Linked DNA regions of Homo sapiens: region 2 is linked to region 1. A link is an interaction called in ENCODE POLR2A ChIA-PET data of the cell type or tissue named here. Cell type or tissue: MCF 10A. All regions are shown on one strand. Links, peaks and the distances in the headings refer to the core of each region. The heading gives the core; the rest is flanking DNA. Region 1 overlaps ECT2L (epithelial cell transforming 2 like). Region 2 has its middle 12 kb from the start of REPS1.

Region 1 (8,342 bases), core at 42-8,041:
TCAGGCATTCCATAGATCATGCTTGCTCAGTGGAACAGTGGACTTTACAACTATCTCATAAAGTTTTGACAATATAATCCTCACCTTTTAGTGCAGAGAAATGATACCAGCATTCCGAACTTTCCTGAAGAGGCATGATAAGACCATTGTTACCAAAATGCTGAGGTACGTTCTGAGGGAGAGCACAGCAGGGGTCCCCCCAGAGAGGGCATTCCTGGGCCTTCAGAGACCAGAGCTCCCTTCTCTATGCCTCATACAGCCTGCCAGAGCTGCTGCTGTACCCATCCCGAAGATTTGAAGAATACCTTAATCTTCTCTACGCTGTCAGGCTTCATACCCCTGCAGAGCATGTTGACCGTGGGGACTTGACCACTGCAATTGACCAAATCAAAAAATATAAAGGTTATATAGATCAGGTTGGTTGCTGATAAGAATCTGTGTCCTTTAAACATGTTACAATGCCTTTGTGGTACTCCCACTCAAAGATCCTGAGACACCTTATCTTCTTGTGGGGTTCTTCGCTTTAAAGTCTTTCATCCTTTTAATGCTAAATCAATAGTGTGTTCCGTGATTTCCAACACTAAGGGCATCTATTCTAAGCCAAGCAACATGAGACAATGTTTTCAGATATTTGTACAAATATAATGAAATTTTTATGAAAGTTTGAAGAATGAAGTATTTGGACTGATTTTTTACACAACTAAAAGGCAAAAAAAAAAAGTAAAATCCTTTGTTTCTGAAAGTACTTTCAATGCATTAATTAGCTTTCCTGCCTCAGTGAGTACAATGGTCATAATTATTCTCTGAAGAAGTAATTAAGCACCTTGGAGTACAGTACTATCATTCTGAAAATATTATTATTATATTGTGCATACTGTAAACAGGCATCTGGGCTGAATGTAAACTGCTAACACATTTTTCCATGCAGATACTTTTTTGCATTCAGTTTTGTCACTTGCCTTTGTTTTAAAACATTGGGTACAGAAAATTGAAATTTTTTTTTTCTTTTTTGAGACAGGGTCTGGCTCTGTCACCAAGGCTTGAGTGTAGTGGTGTGATCTCGGCTCACTGCAACCTCTGCCTCCCTGATTCAAGCAATCCTCCCACCTCAGCCTCTTGAGTAGCTGGGACCACAGGCAGGCGCCACCATGCTTGGCTCTTTTTTTGGCTTTTTTAAAATGTGTGTAGAGATGAGGTTTCACCACTTTGCCCAGGCTGGTCTTGAACTCCTGAGCTCAAGCCATCAGCCCACCTCAGCCTCCCAAATTGCTGGGATTACAGACGAAAGTCACTACACCCGGCCCAGAAATTTGAAACTTTCTATTATAACATATGAAAATACCAAGCCCTGTATCAAGCGCCATAAAATATTTTAATCTATTTCTTTTATGAATAAAAATGTCACAATTTTAGTTTGCCTAAAAGTACTTTTTTTCCCCTAGATGAAGCAAAACATCACTATGAAGGATCATCTGTCAGATATACAGAGAATCATCTGGGGATGCCCTGTATGTATTCTTAGGAACTTGCTGTATCTCATGCTCATGAATACAACCTCCAGTCTTTTGCAAAAGGAGACCTACAGATCCCAAGGCAGCTAGTATTTGTGGAATGCCTGCTACGTGCCAGGCACTGCCATGCTCTCCCATTTCACATCCTTGTTACCTGCAAGGTTGCTCTATAAGAAGGGGCACAAGTGAGCTTGCCCCTATCCCATAACTTTTTGGCAGTCTTTGCTCCTTTATTGGTATTACTGTGATCACAATGCCCTGTGAGGAAAGGGGCCATGTGTTCTACTTGTTTTCTTTTCTTTAATTTTTTTTTTTTTTTGAGACCGAGTCTCACACTGTCGCCCAGGCTGGAGTGCAGTGGCACAATCTCAGCTCACTGCAAGCTCCACCTCCCGGGTTCACACCATTCTCCTTCCCCAGCCTCCCGAGTAGCTGGGACTACAGGTGTCCACCACCACGCCCAGCTAATTTTTTGTATTTTTAGTAGAGATGGGGTTTCACCGTGTTAGCCAGGATAGTCTCGATCTCCTGACCTTGTGATCTGCCCGCCTCGGCCTCCCAGTGCTGGGATTACAGGCGTGAGCCACCACGCCCAGCCATGTTCTACTTGTTTTCTATCTCCCTGCATATGATACCTGGTGCAGGATTCTGCACCCTGATGGTATCTGAACAAGCTTTAGAAGGCCTGTGTTAGCGACGTGTTAACCTATAGAATTTCATCTGGCCCCACCCTCCCTTATCTCTTACAGTTTTCCTGACTTCCTTATAATCATACCACACAGATCCACTCACGATTCTCTAATGTTAACCTCTTTTCACACATTTGTGCTTTGTGCATACTCTTTCTTCTCTGAAATTGCTTTTCTTTCCTATTTCACTGGATAAACCCCTATTCATTCTATAAAAATCTAGTTCAATCATCATATCCTTTGCAAAGTTTCCCCCAGCATTTCCAGCTGTCAGCGGCTTCTTTGTAGGGATTTTGCATCCTGAACATTCCTGTTACATTTTACTGCAATCCTTTATTCATGAAACTGGGAGCTCCATCATGTGTGAGCTATGATTTACTTGCCTTCTCATGTCTGGCACATAAGAGGAGCTCAGGATGTGAGTTACGTTGAATTAAAGTATCAATTGATTAGAAATGTTATTTTTATTTAGTCAAATTGGGGAAGCAAGATGAAGTTGTTTTGTCATAATTTTGGTCTGGACATTTTGTAGGGAAAGATAATTGAGGTTGATTGGTTTGCAAAGATCCAAATTCTTGAAACTCAGAGTCTACAAAACTCTCTCTGGATCACTGTTCACACCAAGAGCTCATCCCCATGACTAGATCAATATAAAGGCTTGACTTCTTATTCTGTACCAATTCATTCACTTCTTTTTCTTTTCTTTTTTTTTTTTTTTTTGAGATGGAGTCTCACTCTGTTGCCCAGGCTGGAGTGCAGTGGCACGATCTCGGCTCACTGCAACCTCTGCCTCCAGGGTTCAAGCAATTCTCCTGCCTCCCAAGTAGCTAGGACTACCGGCATGCACCACCACACCTGGCTAATTTTTTTTGTATTTTTAATAGAGACAGGGTTTCACCATGTTGGCCAGGCTGGTCTCCAACTCCTGACCTCAGGTGATCCACCCACCTCGGCCTTCCAAAGTGCTGGGATTACAGGCATGAGCCACCGCGCCCAGCCTACTTCTTTTTCTTAATAGCTACCTTCTTATCCCCCAACCCCCAACTTTGTTTTTGATATTAGGAAAGCACTTACAAATAAAACTATCATGTCAGCAGTTTTAAAACTTTGACAAAGATTACTTTTTTCCCCTTAAATATAGTTTTCTTTGTCAATACTGTGGTCTTTCTAAGAAAACCTGTTTCATAAACAGTGAAAATATTCACTTTTTCATACTTGAACTGTGTTTTAGTTAACATTTGCATATTCTGAGATATAAAATGGTTTGCAGTAGTAATTTTATTTAAAAAAATTTATATGTACTTCTAATTTTGTTTTTGATTTTACAGACTCTATCAGAAGTAAACAGATATCTGATTAGGGTACAAGATGTAGCCCAACTTCATTGCTGTGATGAAGAAATAAGTTTCTCTTTAAGGTAAACAATAGTTAACTATCCTAAGGCTGTGGACACCTTCCAAGCAGGTGACTGTCTTACTCATCCTGTAGCTCCAGCATTCAGTACAATGTCTGACACAGTAGGTTTGAAATGAATCTATGCATTGGACTGAAAAGTTACAGAGGACTCCCTCTGAGATAGTGTAGGGTATTTTATCACCATGTTCACATTCCAGCCAGCTACTGGATAGAATGGGAGAAATAAATTGTCCCTGCCAGGACCACAAACTCCACATAAGCAGGCATTCTAAAGGTTGGTCACTTTTCTTTTTTCTTTTTCTTTTTTTTTTTGAGATGGAGTCTCACTCACTGCCGCCCAGGCTGGAGTGCAGTGGCGCAATCTCGGCTCACAGCAACCTCCGCCTCCAAGCTATTCTCCTGCGTCAGCCTTCCAAGTAGCTGAGATTACAGGCACCCGTCACCATGCCCAGCTAATTTTTGTATTTTTAGTAGTGATGGGGTTTCACCATGTTGGCCAGGTTGGTCTCAAACTCTTGATCTCCAGTGGTCCACCTGCCTTGGCCTCCCAAAGTGCTGGGATTACAGGCATGAGCCACTGCACCCGGCCACTTTTCTACTTAGCTAAGCTCCAAGTGTTGTGGGATTTTCACACCAATGATCTGCTCAAATGTAAGAAAGAGAGGACCAATTTATTATCCTCAGATAGTTATTGAGGTCAGTTTTTAAAAAGACCTTACAGTATTTAGTTTGCACAATGCTCAGAGTAGTGTAAGAAAAAAAAGATGGAAGGATGCTAATTTTTATAAATTAGTATCCCCTTTACTCCTTTAGAACAAGGATGGGCAAACTTTTCTGTAAAGGTTCACATAGTAAATATTTCAGATTTTGCTGGCCAAATGATATCTGTGGCAACTACCCAACTTTGCTATTGTAAAACAAAAGCAGCTCTATCAATGACACAACACATAACAAGTAATACACTATTCATAAACAGTACAAGATATAAATGAACAAACATGACTATGTTCCAATTAAACTTCATTTACAAGAACAGGTGTGGGCCATAGTGTGGTGATATCTGCTTTAGAAAACTGTTCATCAAACTATGAATAAAATAGAAATAAAATAAATAACAAAATAATTAATAGAATCAAATAAAATTCTATTCTCAAACATTCTTCCTTTCTTTACATAAGTTTGATTTTCAGTATTAATGACAAAGAGTGATTCAGCAAACAGCAACCAAAGGGAGGGGAATTAACTCCTTTAATTTGTTCAACTCCAATAAATGTAATAAAAATTGATTTGTTATTTCAATGAATATTTCAACAAATGTTCCTCAAAGGCACAGGGTAGCAGGGTAGGTGGAAGAAATCAGTCCCCTCACCTCCATCCTTACCTAGACTAGATCTTAAATGAAAATCAAATCACACAATATGTCACTTTTCTCATTGTCATGACATTTTTGTTTTCTTTGATCTTTTTTTTTTTTTTTTTTTTTTTTTTTTGGTCAGTAGCAATAGAAAACAGCTACAATGATGGAAAGAAACTAGCTACCAAACCAGCAATTCTAAACACACTGGTTTGGTAGAAGACATTCTATGATGATTCCAGTTTTTGATTATTAGATTATTCTACATTCATGTATTCCTTCTCAAACACTCTTCCTTTCTTTACATAAGTTTGATTTTCTATATCATTTTTCTTCTCTCTGCAGAACTTCTTTTAACATTTCTTAATGTTCTACTAGGGTCAATGAATTCTCTCAAATTTTTTGTGTGTAAAAAATTTATTGTTTGAAGGCAATTTTGCTGGATACAGAATTCTAGGTTGGTGGTTTTTTCTTTTAACACTTTCCTTATTTCATTCCACACTCTTCTTACTTACATGGTTTCTGAAGAGAAGTCCAGTGTAATTTTTATCCTTTTTCCTCTATAGGTAATAGAAGCCAACAATAAAATTCTAGGCCTCCCAATCGACTGAATGGACTCCTCCTCTCGGCCAAGGGGATTCCAAAGTAAACCTGAAAAATGAGTTCAGGCCATGATAGGAAGGGGGGATTGGATATGCCTCATTATACTCTCCTCCCTTAAGAATTCAGGCACAACTGACCAAAATTAACATTGAAACAGAGATCTTAAGACTGATAAAATGAACTCCTTGTAGAAGTAAGATACCAAATTCTAACCCAACTCTAGTATAGTATCACATGGCAGATAGCAGACCCTGCAATAAATCATAGTTTACCTCAAAATATATTTATTTGACATGTTTTGAAATGGCCCTGCAAAGTCATCTCTTTTGGGGAAAATCTCCGTTTTGTAGAGAATCTCCTCTTTCCAGGTCTTTTCCTGATCCAGGAGAGATTCAGCTGAGAGTATGTTATCTTTTAAGGTCTGATAAGAGACATTTACCATCTATTCTCCCTGAAGCCTGCTACCTGGAGGCTTCATCTACATAAGAACACTGGTCTCCACAATCTCTTATCTAAAGCCAGATACTCCTTTCTACTGATTCCAGATCTTTAGATAAACTTAACTCTTTCAACCAATTGCCAATCAAAAAATCTTTTGAATCCCCCCCATGACCTGGAAGCCCCTAATTCAAGCTGTCCCATCTTTCTGGATCAAATGAATGTATACCTTACATATATTGATTGATGTTTGCCTGTAACTTCTATCCCCGTAAAATGTATAAAATCAAGCTGTAACCCAACCATCTTGGGCACATTTTCTCAGGACTTCTTGAGACTGTGACTCAGGCCCTGGTCACCCATATTTGGCTCAGAATAAATCTATTTTACACAGTTTGACTCTTTGTTGACAGTAAGGTGGGTTTATGTTTTTGTATTCTCTGAAATGACGAAGACTTTCTCTTTTATTTTCTACATCTGAATGTATTATGCCTAGATGTAGACTTTTTTTAAAATCCTGTTTTGTGTTCTCTGAGCTTCCTGGACCTATGGTTTGCTGTCAGTAATTTTGTAAAATCTCCAGTCATTATTACTCCAGATATTTCTTCTGTCTCTCTTCATCTGGTATTCCCATTATGCATATGATTTGCCTTTTGTAACTGTCCCTATTACTTGGATATTCTGTTCTTTCCCCTGGTGGTCCCTACCCGATACCCCTACTTTGTCCCTGGTCTTTTTTCTGCTTTTCAGCTTGGTAAGCTTCTGTTGACATATCTTCAAGCTCACTGATTCTTTCCTCAGCTGTGTCCAGTGTATTAATGACCCCACCAAAGGCATTCATTTCTGTTATATTTATTTCTGGTATTATCTTTTCTTTCTTAGAGTTTTGGTCTCTCTTCTTACATTACCTGTCTGTTCTTGCACGTTGTCTACTTTTTCCATTAAAGCCCTTAACATATTAATCATATTTAAGTTTCTGCTCTGATAATTCCAAAATCTCTACTATATCTGAGCCTAGTTTTGATGCTTGCCCTGTCTCTTCAGTCTGTGTATTTTGCCTCTTAGTACCCCTTATAATTTTTTTGAAACAGAGTGTGTCACTCTGTCACCCAGGCTGGAGTGCAGTGGTGCAATCTAGGCTCACTGCAGCCTCTGCCTCCTGGGTTCCAGCAATTCTCCTGCCTCAGGCTTCTAGGTAGCTGGGATTACAGGCACGTGCCACCACGTCTGGCTAATTTTTGTATTTTTAGTAGAGATGGGATTCACCACATTGGCTAGGCTGGTCTCGAACTCCTGACCTTAGGTGATCTGCCCACCTTGGCTTCTCAAAGTGCTAGGATTAAAGGAGTGAGCCACCATGCCCAGCCAGCACCGCTTATAACTTTTTGTTGAATAGCAGACACGATGTGTCAGGTAAAAGGAACTAAACAGGTCTTCAGTGTGAAGTTTTATGTTTACCTGGCTGGGAGTTAGGTCATATTAACTGTTTGTTGCAGCTTGGCATCAGAGGCTACAGTTTTCTCCAGTGTCCTTTTCTCTCCCTATCATCTTTGGGTTTCCTTAGAGACCCCTTCTTAAATAGGGTCTGAGCCTTACAGTTATTTTAGCTGTAATCCCATTATTATACCAGAGCCCTACTGCTGTGGTAGTTAAGATGTCAGAGGAGAAACATTCTATAGTTCTATGATCAATTTTGAGTCTGTTACTTCTGGACTGTGACCTTCACAAGTGCTTCTCAGTTTTTTTTTGTTTTTTTTTTGTTTTTTTTTGTTTTTTTTTCCCCACCTCTAACATGAGACGTAAGGTTAGAGGTGGCTGGAGTTGGGTATTTCCCTTCTCCCAGGTTGATTAGGCACTGGTAAAGTCCCAGTTGGTTAGGTTCTAGTACAAGTTTCCCTTGAGGTCAGGCCTTTGTTAAGAACAAAATATTCTGGGCATATTTCAAAATGGTACTTTTCTCCTCTCCACCATGTAAGAATATATATATATTTTTTTATTTTTATTTTTTTTTGTGAGACAAGGTCTCACTCTTTCACCCAGACTGGAATGCAGTGGCCTGAGCTCGGCTCACCACAACCTCTGCCTCTCAGGCTCAAGGGATTCTCCCGCCTCAGCCTCCTGAGTAGCTGGGATTACAGGTGCACGCTGTTACTGCTCGGCTAATTTTTGTATTTTTAGTAGAGACGGGGTTTTACCATGTTGGCCAGGCTGGTCTCGAACTCCTGACCTCAAATGATCCATCTGCCTTGGCCTCCCGAAGTGCTGTGATTACAGGCGTGAGCCACCGCACCCAGCCAGAATAAGGAAATTTTTATTAGCTCTTCATTGCAA
Region 2 (8,342 bases), core at 335-8,334, 110 kb after region 1:
AATGAATTAAATTTTTCTCTAGATCTGTCACTTAAATTCATATTTCCAATTATAAAGGAAAAGAAATACGATGTAACACATTGGCCCTTTGGGTTCAAGTCTAATCTTTCCTATACATTTTTAGTAATATCAGTTTTAAAAATGACATCATGAGAAAGCTATTTTAATACAGGTGGTCTATATTATATAGACAGATTTTAAAATGCTGATTTTCAGGTAAAACCAACTAGTTGGTTATTGCCGGCAAATGCATCAGCTGTTTTTTAACTGAAAATCTCTAATATCGTTTTTAAAATAAATAAATTACGTACAGTGAAGTTTGACAAATGCAAACAGTCATGTAGCCACCACCAAAATCAAGATATAGAATTCCACAATCCAAAAAAATTCCTTTGTGCTGCCCTTTTGTACTCAGCTCCACCCTCTACCCTCAGCCCCCCGCAACCACTGATTTGTTTGTTGTTCCTATTCTTCTGCCAAAAATGTCATCTACATGGAATCATGTAGTATGTAGCCTCTTAAGTCTGGATTTTTTTCACATAGATTAATGCATTTGAGATTCTTCCATGTTCTTGCTTGCATCAGTGGTTTAAACAGTATTCTGTTGTATAGATGATTACAGTTTATCCATTCACTAGTTGAAGGACATTGGGGTTACTCCCAATTTAGGGTGATTATTAATAAAATACCTAGGAGTGGGATTGTTTGGTGAATGCTTAACGTGTTTAACTTTATTTTTTTAAAAAGTCATTTTTTCAAAATGGCTGAACTATTTTGCATTCCCACCAGAAATGCATCCGAATTTTAGTTTTGTTCTACAACCTCATAAATCATTCTAATGTCATTCTAATAGGTGTGTGGTGGCATCTCACTGTGATTTAAATTTGCATTTCCCTAAAACAAATGATCACCATTTCATGTACTTACTTGCCATCTGAATATCTTCTTTGGTGAAGTGTCTATTCAAAATTTTTTCCCATTTTATATTGCGGGTTTTTTTGGTTTTGTTTTTGTTTGTTTTGAGACAGTGTTTCGCTCTGTTGCCCAGGCCAGAGTGCAGTGGTGCAATCTCAGCTCACTGCAACCCCCCACTCCTGGGTTCAAGCGATTCTCTTACCTCAACCTCCCAAGTAGCTGGATTACAGGCGTGTACTAGCAAGCCTGGCTAATTTGTTTTATTTTTAGTAGAGACTGCTTTCACCATGTTGGCCTAGCTGGTCTTGAACTCCTGACCTCAAGTGATCCACCGGCCTCAGTCTCCCAAAGTGCTGGGATTACAGGCATGAGCCACTGTGCCTGGCCTGTATTGAGTTCTTTGTTTTCTTATTGTTGAGTTTTAATATCCTTTATACATTGTTTATACAAGTTTTTTTGGTTAGACGTGATTTGCAAGTATTTTCTAAACTCTGTGGCTTGACTTTTTATTCACTTAGGAGTGTCTTCTACAGAACAGAATAGTTAAAAATTGGGTTAGACCAACTTGTTTGGGGGCCTAAAGAACATTAGTGAGGGGAAATTTACTGGAGAGGGTTTCAGTTAAGGCACTTAGTCATTCACTTTGTGTATGAGAAGTGGCCCAGGATAAGCATATGCATTAAACCCAGGGACAGTAACAAAGGGTTTGGCTGGTTGGTCAGGGGCTTGGAAGGAGACAGTTTGGAAAATTAGAGTGGAGGATATCTGGGGGAAAAGCATGTGGTTGAGCCTATGGAAGGGACATGAAATGGGAATATCTTTGTACTACATGTTCACACCCAAGACAACCAAGTAGAGAGCAGGCACAAGACAATCAAGTTGACAAAACGACCTGGCCAGTTGCTGACAGGCAGCCCCTGCAATCAGCCACCCCCATGCTGGTACACTGGGTTTGGGAACTGAATGGCTTCTGCAGCAGCAGTGGAAGCTACACATGGGCCCTACACCATAGACTCCCACTTACCAAGACCATATGTCCAACCTGCCAGCAACGAGACCCAAGTTCGGTTCCCGACACAGGATCATTCCTCAAGGAGACCAATCGGATACTTGGTGACAAGTTGATTTATCTTTACCATAATCAAATATATTCTAGGCATATGTTTGCTTTTCTGCCCTCAGGGCCTCAGCCGGCACCACTGTCGGAGGGTGTTTTAGCAGAATATTTATATCACCAACCTGGAATCTGTGTAATATTGCTTCAGAACAAGAGACCCCATTCACATCAGTGAGAGGTGGACCAAGATGAGAATATACTTTAAACCCAGGGACAGTAACAAAGAGTTGGCTGGTTGGTCAGGGGCTTGGAAGGAGACAGTTTGGAAGATCATGGCAAGGCCACAACTGATCCACGTTGTCTCCTTTCTACTCCTCATTCTAGATCCCCTCGCCCTCAGCCAACACCTCTGCTGCTCTAGGTGGCTTACATGTACATCACTGGACACATGACCATGGGACCTCTCACATACTATACCCCATGGAAGCTGCTGACCAGGAGAGTGATAGAATGGTCTTTTGAAGGTGTAGCTGTGTGTCAGTTTGGAGATGATACTCTGCCAAGAGAAGACCCTAAATTAATGACTGTATATGCTACAGTGTCTCTGATCAGTGGGCTCTCTATGAGACAGAGAACCAACTGGTGAAAGTTAGACTGACCCCACTTGCCTTTGTTAGGAGTGACCCACTTGGAGACCTCTTCCTGTCCCCTCAGTCCTAGGCTTTGGGCGTCTGGAGGTCCTAGTTGTCAAAGAGGAGTGCTTCCACTATGAGGCTTATTACTAGTCCCATTAAAATTTCAGCCACAAATGCAGTCCGGTTACTAAGGGCTCCTTAATAGGGAACAAAATAATTAACACACCTGAGGGTAATTGAATTTACTCATCAGAAGGAAATAACACTTAATTTACACAATTAAGGCAGGAAAGAATAAGTTAAACACCTAAGAGATCTATTGGGATTGGTATCTCTTGTTACCCCCGATAAAAATTTTTGGCTTGGCCAAACTTTAGTCAGGCTCCTAAAACTTCTCCTAGGCCCATCTGTGCACTTCCTTGTAAAATCCAGTTTTAGCAAAGAACATGCTAAGTCAGTTTAGCAAGAAGCCCCCACCCTCAATATGTGATCGACCTGGAAAATCTGACCAACCTGGAAAGCTGATTCTGATCAATCTGATCAACCTGGAAAGCTGATCCTGTTCCTCATCTTCCACTTTCTCCCCACGTGATGTCCGATCATCCTGCTCTGTCTTTAGCAAGAATCCTGTTCAGTCAATTCAGCCAGAGAATCCCCCTTACCCCTGATGTTTCTTTTATGTAATTTCCATCCACTGAACCCCACTCTGCTCCTTGGCTATAATTTCCCACTTTGCCCAGGCTGCATTTGGAGTTGAGCCCAATCTTTTTGCCTTACTGCAAAATCTGATTGCAGTGGTTCCTATGCCTCTCTGAATGGTCCTGAATAAAGTCTGCTTTACCATGGTTTAACAAATGTCATTGAATAATTTTTTTACACTGCCCTGTTCAGTGTTGATGGTAAATGGATAAGTGTAACTGCCATAGTCAGAGAAGGGTGTAGTGACAAGGGACTCAGACCACCAGGAGGATGAGAGTCTGGGTCACCCTGCAAGAAGAGCCACCTAGAGCAGCAGAGGTGTTGGCTAAGGGTGAGGGGGATGTAGAATGAGAAGCAGAAAGGAGACAATGAGGATCAGATGTGGCCTTGCCATGAGCTGCAGGGGTGGCAAATGTAGCTCATTCCACTAACCTCCCTCTTCTAACAGTTTCCAGGAAATGAGACCAATCAGAATGCTAGAAGAGTTATTCCTATATGGAGTAAATATATAAAGCATGTGGATCTGTGTGGTGCAAGCACAGGCTGTGGTGGCTGCAGGCTGTGGTATGCAACCCAGATTACCACACCCACCCGGACTGAGGCGCTCATATTTTTAGCTACTGAAAGTATTGAGATGTCAAGGACCCACAGCTGAATCCCTCTCCAGGAAATGCCCTTGGGAGAAGGAAGTTGTCTTACTCAAGTTATACCTCTGCCACAGGGGCAGTCCACATCCAATGACTAGTCAGTGGATTTAGGAGCCTAAAGGTCCTTGTTGTTTTGGGACAACTTTGAAGCGTCATTTCTGCTTCAGAGATCTTCCAGGGATTGGTGGGGGCCTCCATTGCTACCACATTACAGTTTTCCCTCTGCCCAATTTTGGGATTTCTTCTCTTCCTTATGAGTGTTGTTCCTGACAATTACCAGTGAACCTCTTATCTCCAAATCTCCATCAGGTTTCCTGGGAAACCCGATCTAAGCCAGCCACCTACACACTTCTGCTCCCATTAGTTGAGTTAGCTGGTGCTTACCATCCTCTTATACTTATTATTGTAATTATTATAATTGGATTAAATGTTACATAAACACATTAAGTATGCAAACAAAAAGATGATTTTTGTTTCTGTAAAAATCAAGAATGATGCTTTGGGAAGACACCATGATGGTAAATTGCTAAGAATAGTTGTTGTTGAATTATCTGTGGCATTTTCTCATAAAGAAAGACTTGGAGTTGGGGCCAGGCAAGGTGGCTCACACCTGTAATCCCAACACTTTGGGAGGTCAAGGTGAGTGGATCACTTGAGGTCAGGAGTTCAAGACCAGCCTGGCCAACATGGTGAGACCCAGTCTCTATTAAAAATACAAAAATTGGCCAGGCATGGTGGCACATGTCTGCAATCCCAGCTACTTGAGGCTGAGGCATGAGAATCACTTGAACCCAGGAGGCAGTGAGCTGAGATCGCACCACTGCACTCCAGCCCGGGTGACAGAGCAAGACTCTGTCTCAGAACAACATGGTATCCAGGTGTTTAATGTATGCTTCTTGTTTGATGTAGAATTTAGGATGGAGTGTAATTTATTCCCTGTAATTATAATTTGTTTTTTATTTTTGAGAAATCTATTATTTTTGTAAAAATAAACATGTTTATTGTAAAAACTCAAAATAACTTAGAAAATAAAAAATAAAAATTACCTGTAATTCCACCAACTACAGGCAACCTCATTTCAGTGAATATCCTTCTTAACATCATTTGTTTAAAATACACAAAAAAGGCATGTACAATGTCAAATAAATGGATGTGTTACACATATAAATAGATACACATTACATCCTATATACGTGTATGTATTACTATATGTCATATAATCAAATATATCAAATAAATGCATTGTATAATTACTATATATAGTATAAATATACTATACATAGTATATATATACATGTTATATAAATACATTTATGTATAAAATGCATCCGTTTATTTGACATTGTATGCTTATTTCTTTGTTTTTTGTGTTTTTTTTTTTTTTTTGAGACAGAGTCTCGCTCTGTCGCCCAGGCTGGAGTGCAGCGGCACGATCTCGGCTCACTGCCAGCGCCGCCTCCCGGGTTCACGCCATTCTCCTGCCTCAGCCTCCCGAGTAGCTGGGACTACAGGTGCCCGCCACCTCGCCCGGCTAATTTTTTTTGTATTTTTAGTAGAGACGGGATTTCACCATGTTAGTGAGGATAGTCTCAATCTCCTGACCTCGTGATCCGCCCACCTCAGCCTCCCAAAGTGCTGGGATTACAGGTGTGAGCCACCGTGCCCAGCCTCCCTTATTTCTTTGTTATATCTTTTGTAACAAGTCTTGTGTGCTCAACTATGAATCTTACTTATTTTCTTCTTCTGAAGTCATTAATATAAATGATACAATAAGACTAACTTAAGAAAAACAACTGTTATTCTCTAGAAACCACATGAGGCAATGTTACTAATGGGATATATTTCCATTACCTAACTAGGAGAGAATCATAAACTTATTATTTTTTGGATGTTGCACTTATAAATCAGTAGTTTAATCATGAAATAGAAATGCCAGATAAATTTAAGATCTCATATTAGCATTAGATTCATCAGGAGCAAAGGCATGGAAACGTTTATGAAACTGTTGGTAGAGGAAAAATAAATCAACTTTTTGTATAAATAAAATTATCAGGAGAGATTAACCAAAAATTAAAAAAGCATTTTCCTTCCAATAAAAGTCAAACCAACAAATGGTTATGACTTATCTACCCTATGCAAGGCAATTTTCCTTTAAGTTTCCTTTGTAAATATTCTCAATTGCATGTGCTTTCAGGATTTTGAATTTTTAACCTGAAAAAAGTCAAAGTGGTTTCCTCTTTGTCTTTATAATATTAGGACTGAAATATGGAGAAGTAGTTGTAGGAAAAGCTAAATGCATGTTGCTTACCATTAGTAGTTTTTCAAAAGCCAAACCTTTGCACTTGGATAGGATCATCTCCAAAAACTTGATCTTTTCAAACTATTAACAACAACAACAACAAAAAGTAAACTGACCTTTGTGCTACTTCTATAACCTTCACTATTTTCTTTAATTCCCCATGGTCCTGCCATGAAAATATTTTATATGGTTATATGTTTCATAACCCTTTGTGGTGCTTAGAGCTATAGGTTATTTGCTTTGTAAAGTCTATTTCCTTTTTTTTTTTTTTGAGACAGAGTTTGCCCAGGCTGGGGTGCGATGGCGCGATCTTGGCTCACCGCACGCAACCTCTGCCTCCAGGATTCAAGCAATTCTCCTGCCTCAGCCTCCTGAGTAGCTGAGATTACAGGCATGTGCCACCACACCAGGCTGATTTTGTATTTTTAGTAGAGACGGGGTTTCTCCATGTTGGTCAGGCTGGTCTCGAACTCCTGACGTCAGGTGATCCACCCGCCTTGGTCTCCCAAAGGGCTGGGATTACAGGCGTGAGCCACCGCGCCTATTTCCGTTTTAAACTATGGCATGCTTTGCTGTTGTCCATGTTTCAATTTCCAAGGACTCTTGGTGGTTGTCTCTGAGCAATCTTAAAAACTAAAACTGTGGAAAGTAAAAACAAATATAAATCTTGATTGGCTGTAACAATAAGAAGGCAACAAGTTGAAAGAGAAACAGAATGGTCCTAGTTTGAAGTAAAATACACCTGGGTTTGAAGCCAAATTCTGGAAATGATTAGCTGAATAATCTGGGGCAAGTTTAATGTCTCTTAGCCTCATTTTCTTCTTCTGTAAAAAGGGATGCCTTATTTGGTCAGAGTAACCATAAGAGATAATGTATGTCAAAATTGTTATCTAAGTGGTGTTTAACAACTGGCAACATTATCAAAGACAAACATAATTAATTAAAATCTGGATTATTTATATTTGTTCTTGCTTATTGTTCAAATAATTTAAACAACCAGGAGGAGATCCTTTATTAAGACATAAACAATTATTTACAACATGTCATTATCATCTATAATATCCATTTCCTCCTAGTCTTCAAGTTGTTACTGTTCTGTAAATCCACTGCACAAAGAAAGCCTGACCATGTCTAGTAATTTGGGTACTATCAACAAGCATTATAGCCTGTAAGCATTTAGTGCCTAAAATCTACTTGTCTTTTTTTAAAAATTATTTTGATGCAGGTACATAAGTGTGTTGGGACCAAACATTCTAAACACTATATGTAGCTTTAAAAATCTTCTCCAGGGAATATAATCTTCCTCAGTAGCAGCAAGTGGGTTGGACTTAATTTTGTCACTAATCATATCTCAGGATCTTTCTGTTAAATTGTAATCATTTAAGAAATACAGTATCTTTCACTTATAGCTCAGCCTCCAGCACTTCCTCTTTTCCTTGCTCTTCTCCCAGATGTCATGGGGGTCAATGGAGGTTAGGGGTTGAGATCAGCTTACATGATTTCTTGGTTGGAAGAGAGAAGGGGACATATAATAAAGACATTCAATGTGTCAATCCAGTAAGAAGCCAATAAGAATACTTAGTCTCAGTGGCCCCAGGATTCACAAAACCCATGTTTCCTGGAACAATACTTTGATTTAAAGACAGAAAGTTATTTATTTTACCAAAGTAGTTTTTTTGGGAAAATCTCCTCTTCTAATTCAATAAACTGATTTATTTAAAATGAATCATTTTCTTTCTTTCTTTTGTTGAGACTGAGTCTCACTCTGTCACCCAGGCTGGAGTGCAATGCTGCCATCTCTGCTCACTGCAACCTCCGCCTCCCAGGCTCAAGCGATTCTCCTCCCTCAGCCTCCCGAGTAGCTGGGACTACAGGTGCATGCCACCACACCCAGCTTATTGTATTTTTAGTAGAGACGGAGTTTTGCCATGTTGGCCAGGTTGGTCTCAAACTCCTGATCTCAGGTGATCCACTCGCCTCAGCCTCCCAAAGTGCTAGGATTACAGGTGTGAGCTACTGCACCCGGCCTAAAGTGGATCACTTTCAAAGGCATTTGTGAGGAAGGTAGTCATTAAGATAATCATTATATG

Evidence for each region. ChIA-PET counts read pairs that join two places held together with the same protein. Peaks named below come from ENCODE experiments on the same cell type or tissue, not always from the same donor. Only the 100,000 strongest peaks of a DNase experiment are listed, where the experiment ranks them.
Region 2: POLR2A ChIA-PET joins it to region 1 with 5 read pairs; 2 of 35 experiments call an interaction of 5 or more read pairs at or near these places.

What each region holds. Positions count from the first base shown.
Region 1 is chr6:138,885,415-138,893,756 of GRCh38, forward strand. ECT2L (epithelial cell transforming 2 like) reads left to right here. Exons shown (of 22, transcript NM_001077706.3): 17 at 92-165; 18 at 260-416; 19 at 1,443-1,508; 20 at 3,529-3,617. LOC107986650 (a long non-coding RNA gene) reads right to left here. Exons shown (of 2, transcript XR_001744381.2): 2 at 3,461-5,621. Among named protein-coding and RNA genes, the nearest start is that of ECT2L, 93 kb to the left of the region's middle. In MCF 10A, for the core only: no CTCF peak of the experiment used is centred there; a DNase peak (open chromatin) is centred at 3,677.
Region 2 is chr6:138,996,257-139,004,598 of GRCh38, forward strand. No RefSeq gene overlaps it. Among named protein-coding and RNA genes, the nearest start is that of REPS1, 12 kb to the left of the region's middle. In MCF 10A, for the core only: no CTCF peak of the experiment used is centred there; no DNase peak of the experiment used is centred there.